Linked DNA regions of Mus musculus: region 2 is linked to region 1. A link is a loop called in an ENCODE intact Hi-C map of the cell type or tissue named here. Cell type or tissue: heart. All regions are shown on one strand. Each heading gives the region's core, and the rest is flanking DNA. Links, peaks and the distances in the headings are about the cores only.

Region 1 (2,907 bases), core at 277-2,776:
TCATTGGAAATTGAGTTGAAAAACACTTCCTCAACACTGATTTATGTTTATTTAGCCTGAGAGAATGAGTAAGGATTCTAGAAATCCTAATGGAGCCAGAGCCCTCCCCTCAACCCCATTGACTTTTTGCTCATTTAAGGGATTTTTCTCACTCATTCGTCTGGTGTTCCTCCTGCCCTGATCAGCTAACCAATAGTTAACAAATACAAAACAGTCTCTGCCAAGACTGGAACTCCAGAAGGGAAAGGCAAAGGAATAATGTAAGACACACCACCCATTCTGCCTAAGAACAGAGTAGATACTCTAACTGTGGATCCTTTGCAAGTGTTGTCTGTGCTCCTAATTGCTAAGCCATCGTTCAACGCCTTGTTTTGTTTTTATCTGTTTGAGACACAGTCTCACCTTGGCCTAAAATTCCCTAAGTAAATCAAGCTGACCTGGGACTCAGTGATCCACTGGCTTCTTTCTGCCTTCCAAGTGTGTTAAAGGCTTTCACCACCAGAGCACCTCCCCTGGCTTGCCTTAATATTCTTAGGCAAGGAAAGGTTTTCAAGGGTGGGCAGTGGGTGGGAATAGGGGAGGGGTATGCCCAGAGTGTAATATTCATTTCCAAATCATCTCAGACCTCCACACCATTACCTCACATGGGGCAACCACAGCCCTGCTCTCCTTTTCAGTTCCTGCCCAGCGTGACCTTGAAAGCTGGCCTAGTTTCCTCCATACCAAGAGCAAGTTTAAAGACTGTTACTAACCTGGAGGGTTTAGTATGGTATCTGTGCACGATGTTATAAATAAGTTTAGCTATGATGGTTTTTCATCATTTAGCAAACAGGCTTGGAAACAAAACTAGCAAACTTATTAACCTGCTCTAATAATATGGTTAAGACTCCAGGCTTTACTTAGTTCCTGTTTTAACACACCGAATAATCAGGCAAGTTGCCGCTTCTGCACTTGTTTTTCCTTCTGTCTCAGGTAGACTTTGCTGATCCAACATAAAAATCAGCAACTGTGTGCATCACGAGTTCCTGGTTCGCTTTTGACAGTAGTTGTAGCTATAGTGGCCATCCATCCAGGGCGCTAAAGGTGGGTAAGCTTTAAGAAAGCCAGAAGATTTATAGGAAGGTGGCTTTCGAATAAGAACGGAAGAAATAGCCCTCTGTTGAGGCTCAGGTTGCTGGCTCTTTCTGTTTTGAGCATCTGTAGGGATTTCATCTGAAAATGAGCCTACCACTCTTTTTCTCCTTCCTTCCTGAGGTCACTTTGAGGGAGGGAGCTTCGGGAGCTACATAAGAGCAGCTCCTCGTCCTGCAGGCTCGCCTGCATCCCCCGGGGACCTGGCAGGGTAAAGCTGCCAAGCAGCCTGCGGCATTTAGCAAGATTCCGCGAAAAGGCTGCGCAGCAGTGCTGGCGGGGGCTTCCCGAAGAGGAGGAGGTTCAGCAAAGAGACGCTGTCATCCGAAGCCTCCAGGGGGAAGGGCTCGCGGACTCGAGGACGCCAGGTCACGTGGGCTGAGCGGGCGCGCGCCCCGGCCCCGCGGGAGGAGGTGCGCAGGAGGAGGCGGGGCCGGGGCCTCCCGTGAAGCCCCGCGCGCGGACGGACCGGAACTCTAAGCGGGTGGCTTGTTGATAACATGGCGGCAGCAGCTGCCGGGGCATCCCGAGGTGGCGGCAGCGCCCACACCCGGAAGAAGGGGCTGTTTTCGGACTAGTGCAGCGGCTCCTGCGGCCCCGGAAGTCCCGGCCAGCTGCTGAATGAGGGGAGCCGGGCCCTCCCCGCGACACTCCCCCCGCGCCCTCCGCCCCGACCCGGGCCCCGCCATGTCCTTCTTCCGGCGGAAAGGTAGCCGAGGGGTCGCCGGCGGGGGGTGAGCCGGGTCTCGGGCAGCGGTGGGGCAGCAAACCTGCAAGGGTTTTGTCAGGGCGGCCGCGAGGCTCTCGATGAGCCGCTCGGCCTCGGCGCCGACACCCGCGGTGCAGTGTGCTGCCCGGGACTCCGCAGGGAAGAAGGTGGCCTCCTCAAGCGAGGTCGAGGGGCATTGTCGCTTTGGGCCAAAAGTGTCTGCTTAAACCCATAGAAATTAACACCTGTTGGCTAAAGAAAAGGTTTTCCTGGTGTGTTTGGTTTCTGGAGGTTTGTATGTGTGTGTGATCCACGCGCGCACTGTGGATGAAGATCAAGGAAATCCCTTTACTTATAGGAAGTCTTGACTTTTCCGAATATTGGGGGGGGGGGGTTATACCTAAAACCACGTGCAACTGTTATTTCTTCAACTAGCGCTATTTTCTAGTTTCCTCTTTTGGGGGCGGGGGTGGAGAGCGGAAGGGGGCCCACTGTTATTCCTAAAATAAAATTTCTTACTACTGAAGTTCCGTATTCAGAAGACTACTGCTTTTGATGATTGAGCAACTTTACTAATTATTGAGACCGTTGCTGCTACTATAAACGAACTACTTAGATTTCGGATGTCCAGTTGTAAAAGCTTACTTAGTTTTTAAAGTAGAGGCAAGGTGATTTTGATCCTGGAAAGGGTTATGGTATTTCATTAAATATACATACACAAATTGATCAATCAAATCTCTTTAGGTGGAGGTGGTTGTATCTCTTCATTCTTACTGAGAAGATGTATCAGACAGACTTTTTTTTTTTTAAACATAACACCAAATCAGACTTGTATTCACGTGATAGCTTTTTCATAAACTCTGTAACCCGAAACAGCCGGTTAACCCACTTTTTTTCCAGCTGAGAATCAGATGATTCCTAAAGGCCTCATAGGACTGAGGCTGTCTGTTGATGCTAGGTGAGGGAATGAATGAAACTGGTAAATAATAGGAAGCTTTATCAGTAAAGTGTCTTAATATCTCTGGAGTTGTTAATGTACCTAGGTTGACAGTGTTGTGGTGCTTGTT
Region 2 (2,862 bases), core at 363-2,862, 76 kb after region 1:
TGAGTTCCAGAGGGCTGGCTGGAGATACGGCTCAGTGGTTAAGAGCACTGGCTAGTCTTCCAGAGGACTCAGGTTTGATTCCTAGTACCTACATTGTGGCTCATAGCTATCTGTAATTGCAGTTTCAGATCGACACCCTGGTCTGGCCTCTGCAGGCACTAGGTGCACTCGTGGTGCACATATATGCAGGCAAAACACCCATACACATAAAAGTAAAATCAGAGGGGGGAGGGGAGGAGGAGGAAGAAGAGAGGAGAGAGAGACAGAGACAGAGAGGGAGAGGTGAGAGAAGTGAGAGAGGTGAGAGGAGTTGTTTCAGGGGCAGGCGATGAAATTGACAGCAACATCCCCAAACCTGAACACACACTTAGGTATGGGGTCACACATATTGTTTACCATGGCTTTGTAATGCTTTCTTGAGCAAAAGTTGACTATCATTTTTCACCTAAACAATCCGAGGAAAAAAAAAAGCCCGAGGCAAACTGGTAGTTGACTGGTGTGATGAAGCGCCTCCTTAGAAAGGAGGTTCTGAGCCTCCCTCAGAAGTCTAGAGACCCCCAGAAGGCGCAGGTTCCAGTCAGACCCTATCCCTTAGGTGGGTTGTCTAGCAGTTTGCGGTCTGGATTTGAAAGGCAGCTCCCGGAGTTTTTGTCTCCAGTGTCTGCACCGCCTCAGCGACTCCCGGGGCCGGAGTTCAAGATCCGCCTCTTAGAGGGTGGCTTCAGGTCAGGGCGTGGCGGGCTCTAGCTAGCCGCGGGCGCCGAGCCGAGCGGAGCCGAGCCCGCCGCCCGTTCCTAAGCAGCCGCGGCCTCCTCCCCACACCCCTGCTCGCCAACTCGCTCCAGTGACTGCAGACTCGCCCCGGTGCCTGGCGCCGCGTCCCGGGGTGCGCACTCCTTTTCTCGGCGGAGGGAGCAGGACTGGGGCGCATCGTCCTACAAGACGCGCTGACGTCGCACAGGGCCGGTAGTCGGCGCGGAGCGGCCGGCGCGCGCGCGTGCGTTGGGCGCTCCCGCGAAGCAGGCAGAAGCCGCCACCGCGGCTGTGCGGGTTCCAGGGCGGCGGCCGCTACACAGCAGCGCCGCGGGCGCAACAAGCGGAGGCAGCCGCACCTGCGGGGATGGCGCGGCCCCGGCCCTGCACCGCTGTCAGGCGCGCGGGTAGCTCCGGGTACGCCCAGTGACGGCGGCGGTGCCCTCGGCCGGGCAGTGCCCAGGCCGCTTGGCTAGAGCCCCGCGGCCGACGGCGGCCCGGGCCATGAGAAGCGACCGGGCCCAGGCCTCGCTGACCCCGGCTCCGCGCGGCGGCCCGTCCCGTTTCCGCTCCGGCCTCTCGGCATGAGTGTCCATCCGGGCCCGGGGCCGTGGCTGCCCCTGTCCCGCCGCCCGCGGGCGTGCTTGGGGCCCTCGGGCCCGCGGTGCTGATCCCGGTTCTCCGCCACGCCTGCCCACCCTAGCGCTCTATGTCCCGGGGGCGCGGCCATGGAGGTGGTGGGCGACTTCGAGTACTGCAAGCGGGACCTCGTGGGACACGGGGCCTTCGCTGTGGTCTTCCGGGGGCGGCACCGCCAGGTGAGCGCCGCCGGCCCGTTGTCTGGTGCGAAACTGGGGAGCCAGCGCCCCGGTCCTGGCCGCTGGGCAGGGCTCCCCGGGCCTGCCTGCCTTTGTGCTTGCTGTCACTGTCGCAGGGTTTGTTTTGGAGGCCAGAGCCGCTAGGCTGAGCTCCACCTACCGACGGGCGCAGAGCCACTGATGTTCTTCCCTGACAGTGTGCTGGGTAACCGAGGTGCGCCCGGGGACTTGCTGCTCAGAGAAGCCACTGGTCCCGAAGCGACTAGGACTCCAGTGTTTGCACAGTGTAATGTGCTTGTCCATACTATGGGTCGGTGGACCTTTGTCCCTTCTCCCTGCCCCGGGCTTTCCGGAGCTTGTCACCTTTACCGTGGATAATTGCACACCCAGCGGAAAACGGGCGCGTTTCCCGTTAGTCTGAAGCTTTCTCAGACTATCACGTTCCTCTGTGTCTGGGGGAGCTTTGTAGTATCCCTCCCCTTTTTGAGTTAGAGGAAATAAGTGACAAAGGTAGTTGGACCCTAACCTAATAATACAACGTAGATGCAAGTTCAAACCTCAGTTGTTTGGGTTTTTTTTTTTGTTGTTTCTTTGTTTTTTCCAAGCCACTGTTTCGCAAATAGGTCACACGAGGTTATAGAATCTAAAGAATTTGAGAAGGCACATTGAGACTGGAAGTAATTAAAAAAAAAAAAAAAAGCTTTGGTTATTCTGTTTGTTTCAAGAGTGCCTATTAAAAAGGTACTGTCGTCTATGTCTTATTCATTATGAAATAACTTAAAAGTCAAGGAAAAAAAATAAGAGCAGTGTAATCCAGCCAGGATAACTTCATTAAACTCTATCACTTCCCAAGTTTATTTATCCATAACTCCTATGTGACTGTAAACTTTTTTCAACTGATCCTATATGGTCTTTGTATTTACAACTTTTAATGACTAGTGCTGTAGGACATTGCTATGTATTGTGTTGTTTATGAAATCAGTTTTTTAGTTTGAGATTTGAGGTCTTTGCCATGTTTCCCCACTACCACATATACATTGAGTGGCTAAAAATAAATTTACAGCTTTTATTATTGAGTTGTTTCTATGTTATAATTTTCAGGCATAACACTGTTTTTTTCCTTTTTAGAAAACTGATTGGGAGGTGGCTATTAAAAGTATTAATAAAAAGAACTTGTCAAAATCACAAATTCTGCTTGGAAAGGAAATAAAAATCTTAAAGGTATGCTATTTTAGAATACCTATCACAGTCTGAGTTAAAAGTTACCCTGAGTTAAAAGAGCATGTTATAA

Evidence for each region. Peaks named below come from ENCODE experiments on the same cell type or tissue, not always from the same donor. Only the 100,000 strongest peaks of a DNase experiment are listed, where the experiment ranks them.
Region 2: it touches region 1 in a loop (10-fold over the local background); 4 of 42 quality-filtered maps call a loop at or near these places.

What each region holds. Positions count from the first base shown.
Region 1 is chr11:61,928,922-61,931,828 of GRCm38, reverse strand. Akap10 (A kinase (PRKA) anchor protein 10) reads left to right here and starts at 1,572. Exons shown (of 15, transcript NM_019921.3): 1 at 1,572-1,840. The coding sequence starts at 1,753. In heart, for the core only: a CTCF peak has its summit at 1,464 (motif pointing right); a DNase peak (open chromatin) is centred at 1,488; H3K4me3 peaks cover 2,280 bases; H3K27ac peaks cover 2,220 bases.
Region 2 is chr11:61,853,196-61,856,057 of GRCm38, reverse strand. It overlaps Ulk2 (unc-51 like kinase 2), which reads left to right and starts at 966. Exons shown (of 27, transcript NM_013881.4): 1 at 966-1,571; 2 at 2,700-2,792. The coding sequence starts at 1,482. In heart, for the core only: a CTCF peak has its summit at 1,729; DNase peaks (open chromatin) are centred at 947 and 1,707; H3K4me3 peaks cover 2,179 bases; H3K27ac peaks cover 1,661 bases.